Linked DNA regions of Homo sapiens: region 2 is linked to region 1. The links are chromatin contacts, found by Hi-C or POLR2A ChIA-PET in ENCODE. All regions are on one chromosome and are shown on one strand. Each heading gives the region's core, a stretch centred on a gene start or an enhancer-like site at or near the end of the contact. The rest is flanking DNA. Distances are from core to core; before and after follow the strand shown.

The links. Hi-C counts contacts between places; a loop is a spot of excess contacts on that map. ChIA-PET counts read pairs that join two places held with the same protein, here RNA polymerase II (POLR2A). Pooled maps may share reads with other maps.
Region 2: a loop to region 1 is called in a map of ascending aorta, with 2.1 times the contacts of the local background. The contact joins the enhancer-like site here to the promoter of PSMC1 in region 1. A Hi-C loop is called at or near these places in 1 of 168 maps with a recorded cell type or tissue (ascending aorta) and 3 of 50 pooled maps. POLR2A ChIA-PET finds 5 or more read pairs at or near these places in 7 of 52 experiments (B cell, H1, WTC11 and 3 more).

Annotation. Positions count from the first base shown.
Region 1 is chr14:90,253,100-90,258,005 of GRCh38, reverse strand. It overlaps PSMC1 (proteasome 26S subunit, ATPase 1), which reads right to left and starts at 1,453. Exons shown (of 11, transcript NM_002802.3): 1 at 1,406-1,453. The coding sequence starts at 1,408. RefSeq lists enhancers at 750-1,277, 1,163-1,402, 1,278-1,807.
Region 2 is chr14:90,296,797-90,301,702 of GRCh38, reverse strand. NRDE2 (NRDE-2, necessary for RNA interference, domain containing) reads left to right here. Exons shown (of 14, transcript NM_017970.4): 7 at 331-464; 8 at 3,323-3,443. Among named protein-coding and RNA genes, the nearest start is that of NRDE2, 33 kb to the left of the region's middle. Within about 2 kb of position 2,036, at least 7 of the 41 ENCODE cell types and tissues checked have a DNase peak (open chromatin) inside an H3K27ac peak, as active enhancers do.

The sequences.
Region 1 (4,906 bases), core at 204-2,703:
AATGAGGACAGTAGTAATTACCTCGAGGGAACTGTTGTAATAAATGAGAAAATGCTGGAAAAGTACTTGGTACATGCTTAGAATACTACCCAGAAATCCGTATAAGACCTCTATGAGGCCGGGCGCGGTGGCTCACGCCTGTAATCCCAACACTTTGGGAGGCCGAGGCGGGCGGATCATAAGGTCAGGAGTTCAGGACCAGCCTGGCCAACAGAGTGAAACGCCGTCTCTACAAAAATACAAAAATTAGCCGGGCGTAGTGGCGGGCGCCTATAGTCGCAGCTACTTGGAAGGCTAAGGCAGGAGAATCGCTTGAACCCGGGAGGCGGAGATCGCGCCACTGCACTCCAGCCTGGACGACAGACCAAGACTCCGTCTCAAAAAAATAAAAATTAAAATTAAAATAAAAAAGACCTCTATGAGATCTGGCCTTCTTGCCGTTCATGATACAGGTTAAACATTCCCATCTCAGGTCCTTTGCACTTGCTGTATCTTCTGCCTTGACCACATTTCCCTCAGACATCTGCAGGGGTTACTCCCTCAATTTCGGTCCGCTCAAATTTCACCTCCTCAGAGCTACCTTCGCTGACTCTATAAAAAGCAGCCACTCCTCCAAGCTATCCCTTTCTATACAATAACCATACAACAATGACCACCCCACCCCTGACATCATATTACATATTTCTGATGATTGTCTGCCTTCTGCTCTAGAATGTACGCACTATGAAGGCAGGGACTTCAATCAATCCTCAGTGTCTACAACAGAAGCTAGCCAAAAGTTTAACAACAACAACAAAACACCAAGTGCTCAGTAAATACTTGTTTAGTGAATTGATGAATAAATGCTAGCTGTTTTTATTATTACTACTGCACCACGGGCCCTTTCCGTCTTAGCTCCGCCTGTCATAACAACGTCTTTAAGGCCTCCTTCAAATGCCCCCAGCTCCGAAAGGCCTTCCACGACTCCGCGCTCAACTCCTCAGGTGGAATGAATCCCACCCTCTTCTCCAGCACCCTTCACCTGCCCGACTCAAAAAGCATTTTTCCCGGTGACTCGAGGAGGCGCCCCCGAAACTCCCAGCGCCGATCAGCAAAGCCCTGGTCGGCGGAGCAGCAAAGCCAGCGGCCTGATCCGTTCTGCCGCCCCACAAGACCACGCAGGAGACCCTCTCTCTGCTCTGAGCCCCGGCCCCAGGATCCCCGGGCAAGGCCCGTTGGTCGGCCCCGGCCCGCGGTGGACATGAGCGCGGTCTCTGGGAGCCTCCACCCGCCGAGAAGATCAGGCCGGCAAAAGGAGAAGAGGGCTGTCCCAGTTCCTCGGGCAGCCGCCTCTTTCTCTCGCCTCAGGCTGCTGAGACCCCATCGCACCGCGACGACCAGCGGAAAGAAACCCTTAGTCACTCACCATCTTGCCTTGGCCACTTGAGCTGCCGCTGCCGGAAGTTCCTCCACCACTGCGGCCCGCCAGAGGCGGAAGTCGTTAGGGACGCTACGGAAGCTGATAGGAACCAAATTCTGCGCTGACCAAGTTGTGCTCCAAGGGCTTGTGCGGGCGGTCTAGGGCAACGCAGCAGTTTATAAGCATAAAGTGAACTTTATAAATATTTTACTTGAAAGAAATTTTTGAATACCCGTTATGAGGCGCTTGTCAACAACTTAAGACAATGACCCCTACTGTCAAAGAATTAGGACAATCGTGAAAATATAAAATATTTAAATTATGCAAAATTTATAACTGGGAAGAACTTTATGGTTCTAAAAACTGGAATGGTATTTGGAACTGGGAAGTTGACATATACATTTGCACAAATATTTCAGTTATTATTCAGCTTCTGGAATTTAACCTGCACATCTGGGAGTATGTGTGTAACGAGTCTTCTAAACCTGTCTTTTTCTGATGACCTGTGACTTGTGATGATGCCAAATGTCTTAAATTCCTCATCTTGAAGCTGATTGGTAAAGTTCCTCATTTGTTACACCCTCCAGGACATCAGAAAAATGGCAACAATCCCTTCTGTTTCTGGAAATTTCATTAACAAGTGCTCAAAATACTGCATCTTTCTGAACTGGAGAAATGGATGATTTTTTTTCTGCTCCAGATTGATTTAGGGATTTTAGTTGTGAAACACTAAAAATATTTCCCTTATGAACACACAACAGGTATACTTCTTCCTTTTCATCATCACTGCAACACGGTAATAGAAAGTCTTAGCACTATCGACCTCTGTTAACAAATCTGGCATCTAGTGTACATGACACATGAAATCACACGATAGGACAGTATCACACATAGGATAGAGATGGTGAAACTCCCATCTCTACTAAAAATACAAAAATTAGTCGGGCATCATCGTGGGCATCTGTAATCCCAGCTGCTTGGGAGGTCGAGTCATGAGAATCTCTCGAACCTGGGAGGCGACGGTTGCAGTGAGATCACGCCCCTGCACTCCAGTCTAGGTGACAGAGCGAGACTCTGTCTCAAAAAAAAAAATTAATAAAAATTTAAAAAACAAAATAAATATCCTTTCCCTAATGCATTTTACAAGAAACAAGTAAATAGTAAAATATATAGTATGCCACATAGTGGTAAATGCCATAGGAAAAATTAATGCCTAGGAAAAATGCCTAGGATTAGGAGCATGCAGCAGTGGTGGGTGATTTTAACTTTAAATTGGATGATACTTGAGCAAAAGCCCGTAAGGCATGAAGGAGTAAGCTATTCAGATATCTGGTGGAAGAGCTTTCTAGGTAGAGGGAACAGCCAGGGCAGAGGCCCTGCAGTAGAAGCTGCAGAGGATGGAGATTAGAGACACCATATAGTGAAGAAGTCAGAAACAGGCACATAACTCCCAGTGGAAGCTCAGCGGTTAAAGGCGAGTCAATAGAACCCAGTAATGAAGAGAGTAGCCAACGTTGGCATCAGACTTTCCTATTGTGGCTGTAGGAAGTGACATAAAGTAAGCAGAAAATTTAAGTTTATCTACATAATGGACAGCTAAGAGAAAGCAGGGAGAGGATTAGAAAGACTACTTGGAGTGCTCAGCACTTGGGGAGGTTGGAAGTTGCAAGTGGAAAAGAGGGAGAGTTGCAGAGATGACTGTCAACCGGGTGGGGAGGATTGAGAGTCAGCCATAGGGCAAAAGAGATGCACAGGGGCTGGGCGCCGTGGCTCACGCCTGTAATCCCAGCACTTTGGGAGGCCGAGGCGGGTGGATCACCTGAGTTCAGGAGTTCAAGACCAACCTGACCAATATGGTGAAACCTCATGTCTACTGAAAATACAAAAATTAGCTGGGAGTGGTGGCAGATGCCTGTAATCTCAGGTACTCGGGAGGCTGAAACGGGACAATCGCTTGAACCTGGGAGGCGGAGGTTGCAGTTAGCCGAGATTGCGCCATTGCACTCCAGCCGGGGCGAAAAGAAGGAAAATCCATCTCAAAAAGAAAAAAAAAGAAAGTGACCATAAATGTAGTGCTCAAAGCTAGAAGGTCTCTGGGTTAGAAGTTCAACTTGGGTCTCACAGGGCTAAAATCAAGATACCAACAGGTTTCCTCTCCGGAGGCTCTGCTCTAGCTGTGTGACATCAGCAAGTCATCCTCATTTTCTCATCTGTATAACGGGATAATTATCTACCTTGCCGGCTGAGGATACGGAGAGGATAAAACTCTTGTTTTTTGATTCTTAAGAGATTTTTGCCAAAAGTAGATGGAATGGAGGCTGAGGTAGGAAGGTGTCCAAACGTGGACGGAGGGCTCATGCTAGGGTGGACAGAGGGGGCGGGGCCGGGGTGGACAGAGGGCAGGTGCCAGAGGCGAGCGTGCATCCTGTTCAGCAGCCCCCCTGCAACCTCAAGCACATCAGAACCAGCCCAGATGCTGACAAAATGCAGACTCTGGTGCCATCCGCCAGAGACTGTGATTCTATAGGCCCATGGCAGGGCCCAGACACCTGCATTTTAACAGATACCCCAAGGGATTCTGAGGCTGGGTGACTCATACACCACATTTTTAGAGCCGGAACTCCAGAACACTGGTCTGCAAAGCAGGGCAGCCACACCCTGGTGGCCCAGGGGCCCATTCGTGTGTTGGAAGAAGCCATCAGAATGACTTTTTATTTAAAAAATAAGAATAATTACTAATCAAACAGCCAAGGGGTTAACGCCAGGTCTCGTTTCCAGCCTTGTCACCAGTGAGCTGTGTTGTTGTGTCTCAGTTCTGTCGTCTGTGAAATAGGGACCTTTATAGTTCCTCCTTCATGGTGCCATTGTTTGAGGACTAAAGTAAAATGCTGAGAATTGCACTTGGCATAGGACAATTACTCTAGGTATCAGCTACTCTGATTATTATTATTATTTTGAGACAAGGTCTCATGCTGTTACCCAGACTGGAGTGCAGTGACAGAATCTTGGCTCATTGTAACCTCCACCCCCCAGGTTCAAGCGATTCTCCTGCCTCAGCCTCCCAAGTAGCTGGGATTACAGGCACCCGTCCCCATGCCCAGCTAATTTTTGTATTTTTAGCAGAGACGCGGTTTCACCATGCTGGCCAGGCTGGTCTCCAACTCCTGACCTCAAGTGATCCACCCACCTTGGCCTCCCAAAGTGCTGGGATGACAGGTGTGAGCCACCGCGCCTGGCCTTATTAGTATTTCTTGTTAATATACAAATTGCCATTGGCACACTCATTCTGTGCATATATTAGATGGTCCCGTATCCCATTCAAAATTTACAATCTCTTCGTAGAGTGGTACAGTGATCTTCAAACACATTTCTTCATGCATTCTCGAAAGTAATTTGCAAAATGTATTTCTTGATACATTTCTAGGTTAGCATCTAAATTTCATATAAGTTTAAATAGCTGCAAATGATCCACTTGCCAGGAAGTTTTAAGTATTGACATTTTAATGT
Region 2 (4,906 bases), core at 787-3,286, 43 kb before region 1:
TTTTTCTATAATTTTTCTTGTGATAATGAGCTGTGATTATTTGATAGCATTCAGACCAACCTCTTGACTTATTTTTATGTACTATATATAGTTTTTGTTGTTAATATTTGTGTTCTGTGATGCTTTCATACAAAAATTAGAACAAACATACTTGGATTATAATACTGTGTGAGACGCTTTAAATCAAGACATGTATCACAGCTTTGTAAATTAATAGTGATTGCAGGTGAAAGGTGTTCTCAATGTGTTAATTGCCTGTTTTGAGAAGTTAGGTTCTTTCCCTTTAACGGTATCAACCAGGCTTCTTCCCCTTTGCCCTCCTGTTCGCAGCACTCTTTCTTCAGCAGTGCCACTTTCTGCGGCAGGCTGGCCACTCTGAGAAGGCCATCTCATTGTTCCAGGCCATGGTGGACTTCACCTTCTTCAAACCCGACAGCGTGAAAGATCTGCCTACCAAAGGACAGGTACCCAGCTCTGCTCGCCTCATCTCTCTCTTCCTGGCTCTTTCTCTGGAGGGAGAGGGGGAAGGTGTGGATAATGAGAGGTGGTGTGGATAATGAGAGGTGGTGTGGTAGTGTTTTTAAAATATCATATCCTCCTTTATATCAGTCTGCTGAGGAGGAATTCTCAGAAATAGTCCAGTGATCTGAGGAAAGTTTTGTAATGAAAATGGTGAGATGTGGATAGGTAAAGAAGCTTCCCCCTCCTTCACAACATAAAGGCTCTCTGAGGACTCACCCTCCCACCCTGCCTGCCTGCCTGCCTGCCTGTGTTCCTCCTTTCCTTTTCCTTTCCCTGCCCCCTTCCCCTCCCCTTCCTCCTCCCCTCCCCTCCTCCCCCCCATCCCCTTTCTGCCTTTGTTTAAATGCTGATTGGCTCCCCTAGTCAGGGAAACAGTTGTCATGCCATTTTAAACCTTGTATTACTCTCTTCCACCCTTACACATTCTAGTTTGGGTCTTGCATCACTTCCTCAGTTAACCTTCTAAGTACCCACAATCTTCGCTAGAGTTGCAAATGAAATTACACAGAGATACCTTGTCAACAGTGATCCTTATTGGGGAAGGGTTAATCCTTTAGATGACAAGCGAGCATTGCCAATGTTTGAGATAAATGAAGATAAGTGAAGAAATAAAGAATTTTTATAGAGCTATGTATATAAGAAAATGTATCTTTTCCCTTTTTCCACTAAATAAAACTCAGTTTTCTACTCTGTAAAGATGTCTAGTGGAAGATAAATAGAATATATGAGTTTATGGTGAACATTCAAAAGTGTTTCTTGAGAGGCCAAGGCCTCCGTCATGTGGGAGTTTCATGAATTGCCAGTAAAGACCATTTTTATCATGATGCTACCTCTAGAAAAAATTGGATTAAAGAATTATACCAGTTAAATTGCTATAATCAATCATTAATAAACCATATAACAGAGTAATTTTAAGACATGCTGTGAGATTTTAAGAATAGGCTGTACTACAGAAGTGATTCTCAGCTGACTCTAAGGAACCTTGTGGGTCAGGATCAGAATTTCTCTCACCCCCTCCCCCTGCCCCTTTCCTAAGACCCTCTGTGATAAGAACAGAGTGATGGGTGGAGGGTTCTGCCTACAAATGTGACCCATCGAAGACCACTGCTCTAAAGTGTTGGGAGACCCCGATCCTCGTGCTTGAGGTTTTAAACACGAATAGCACATGTGATTCCAAAGCATTTACATGACAACTTTGGAATAAAGTTTCTTATTTACTAATATTCCATATTGCTTTTATAACTGAGAGACGTTGTTACCGTGAACACAGTAGCGTGATTTAACACAGGCAGGTCTGATATTACTGGTCTGCGTTTCTGTGGAATAAACAAATAGATTATACTCATTTATCACACTATTTAAAAAAAATTTTTTTTCTTAAGTAAACTTTCTTTCTTCACTCTTACAAGAGCCAGACCTCTAAAGAGGGAGCGTAGTCGTCCTGGTTCCCCTTTCTGAGGATGACTGACGTGTCAGGACGTTTGCCCTGCCCTGACGTGACTCTCCTGGAGGCAATACTCCTCCAGGCGTGTGTGGCATTGCCCAGGGCTCAGGCTAGATAATCCTGTGGCTCATGGCCCATGCTGTGCCCACTGGAAGCCTGCTTGTCCTCTTCAAAAGGTTTCTTACAAAAGCTTTCACTGAGTAGGTTATTGGCTCACTTTCACAGTCCTGTTTCCAGTTGATAACATGATCACGTTTCTGTTCATTGCTGTGTTCACATTCTGTTCCATAGGGAAAGATTTATTGCCAGTGAGCTGCTTACCACACACCTAATGCTCGAATGAATGAGGGAGGTGCTAATGGGGCCAGGCTTTAAAATGCAGACCTTTAGGCTGGGCGCGGTGGTTTAGGCTTGTAATCCCAGCACTTTGGGAGGCTAAGGTGGGCAGAGCACCTGAGGTCAGGAGTTGGAGACCAGCCTGACCAACGTGGAGAAACCCTGTTTCTACTAAAAAAACACAAAATTAGCTGGGTGTGGTGGCTCATGCCTGTAATCCCAGCTACTCGGGAGGCTGAGGTAGGAGAATTGCTTGAGCCCGGGGAGGTGGAGGTTGCAGTGAGCCAAGATCACACCACTGCACTCCAGCCTGGGCAACAAGAGCGAGACTCTGTCTCAAAAATAAAAATAAAAAATGCAGACCTTTTTACTCCCTGGTCGCCTGCCTTGTTCAGATCTGTGCCAACAAGCGTTTATTGAGTCCCTGCTAGGCAGTAAGTATTGTGCCAGGTGTTAGGAATATATAGTTACTTAAGATATGGTTGTGTCACGTAGCTCATGGTCTGTCTTGTTGGAACCTTCCTCTCAAAATATCTTGAAAGCGGCATGACTTTAGGAATTAGCTCGGGGGTCCAGTGATACTAGGTGAACTGGCAGTGCCACTGTCCCTGGTTAGACTGGCCTGGCAGGATAAGAACTAGGAAACTACTCCCTTCCTACCCATCTGGAGACCCTTCTTGCTGAACCTCAGCTGGTCTTTTTGTAACCTAATCCCGGGAGTGACCCCCCATCACTTTTGCCATATTTTGTGTGTTGGAATCACTAGGTCCAGCTCACATGCGAGTGTGAAAACCACAAGGCAGAGGTAGGGTCATGGGGGCTATCTTGGAAGCTGCCTGCCACGCTAGATAGATCTTTTTTCTATCTTGGGGTGTGTAGCATGTATCTACTTCAAAGACTGATGGCAAACATGATTTCAAGGATCATAAGCTTCTCTTATATCCACCAGCGCGGATTTTGCCCACTGACTCAGCAGTTTTATACAAGTGAGGTCTAACGTCCATTCTAAAATCTGAACAGGTGGAATTCTTTGAACCCTTTTGGGACAGTGGAGAGCCCCGGGCTGGGGAGAAGGGAGCCCGAGGCTGGAAGGCGTGGATGCACCAGCAGGAACGAGGTGGCTGGGTGGTCATCAACCCAGGTAAGTCACCTCTCATTGAAGACGTGTACTTCTGTTTCTTCTGGAATTTGTTTTTACATCCTCATGATTATTTATCTGCTTAAGCTATTTATCAGTAGCTTCAGAATATTGCACAAACATCAAAATGTCAAAAATGTTAAGTAGATGTCATGGGTTCCCCTTAGAAGTTTTAAAGCAGTGGACTTATTCCTTCAGTACATAATGCTTTGAGGATTTGAAAGTTTCTGTAATTTCCCTTTTTCCTTTTATAGGCTGCAACTGAAGAAGGAATCTTGTTAATAACTGCCCCAATCCTCATTCTTTTTTTTTTTTTTTTTTTGAGACAGAATCTCGCTCTGTCACCCAGGCTGGAGTGCAGTGGCAGGATCTCAGCTCACTGCAACCTCTGCCTCCTGGGTTCAAGCAATTCTCATGCGTCAGGCTCCTGAGTAGCTGGGATTACAGGCTTCTGCCACCATGCCCAGCTAATTTTTGTATTTTTGGTAGAGATAGGGTCGCCATGTTGGCCAGGCTGGTCTCTCTGGTCTCAAACACCTGACCTCCAGCGATCTGCCTGCCTCAGCCTCCCAAAGTGCTGGGATTACAGGTGTGAGCCACCACGCCCGACCCCATTCTTTTTTAGTGTGTATTTCAGACAGTCTTTTTGTTATCCTGTCAGTGTACAGACCAACAGATACTTTGAAAAATACCTTTTTAGGACTATTATAAAGTAATTATTACCTAGCATTTACATAACTGTCACTCTAAATGACCCCCAAATACTTTCCAGATTTATACTCTAATACAGAGCTGCCCAATAGAAATATAATGTGAGCCTCTTGTGTAATTTCAAATTTTCTAGTGGCCACATTAAAAAAGTAAAAAGGAACAGATGATGTTAATTTTGATAGTGTATTTTACTTAATCTAGTATATCAAAACATTTCAGTATGTAATTAGTATTTTAAAATTATTAACCAGAGATTCAGATGCCAATTGCATGCTTTAAAAAGAAAAAAAATTATTAACTAGGTATTTTGCATTCTTTTTTTAGTACTCTTTGAAATCTGGTGTGTATTTTACACTTTTAGCAAATCTCAGTTCAGACTAGCTACTTTTCTTTTTTTTCTTTTTTTTTTTTTTGAGACAGAGTCTTGGTCTGTTGCCCAGGCTGGAGTGTAGTGGCTCGATCTTGGCTCACTGCAACCTCCGCCTCCCAGGTTCAAGGGATTCTTGTGCCTCAGCCTCCCAAGTAGCTGGGATTACAGGTATGCACCACCACGCCCTCCTAATTTTGTATTTTTAGTAGAGACAAGGTTTCACTGTATTGGTCCAGGCTGGTCTGGAACCTCTGACCTCAAGTAATCCGCCCACCTCTACCTCCCAAAGTGCTGGGATTTCCGATGTGAGCCACCGCACCCAGCCCAGACTAGCTACTTTTCAAGTGCTTGATAGCCACATATTAATGGTGACGTATTGGACAGC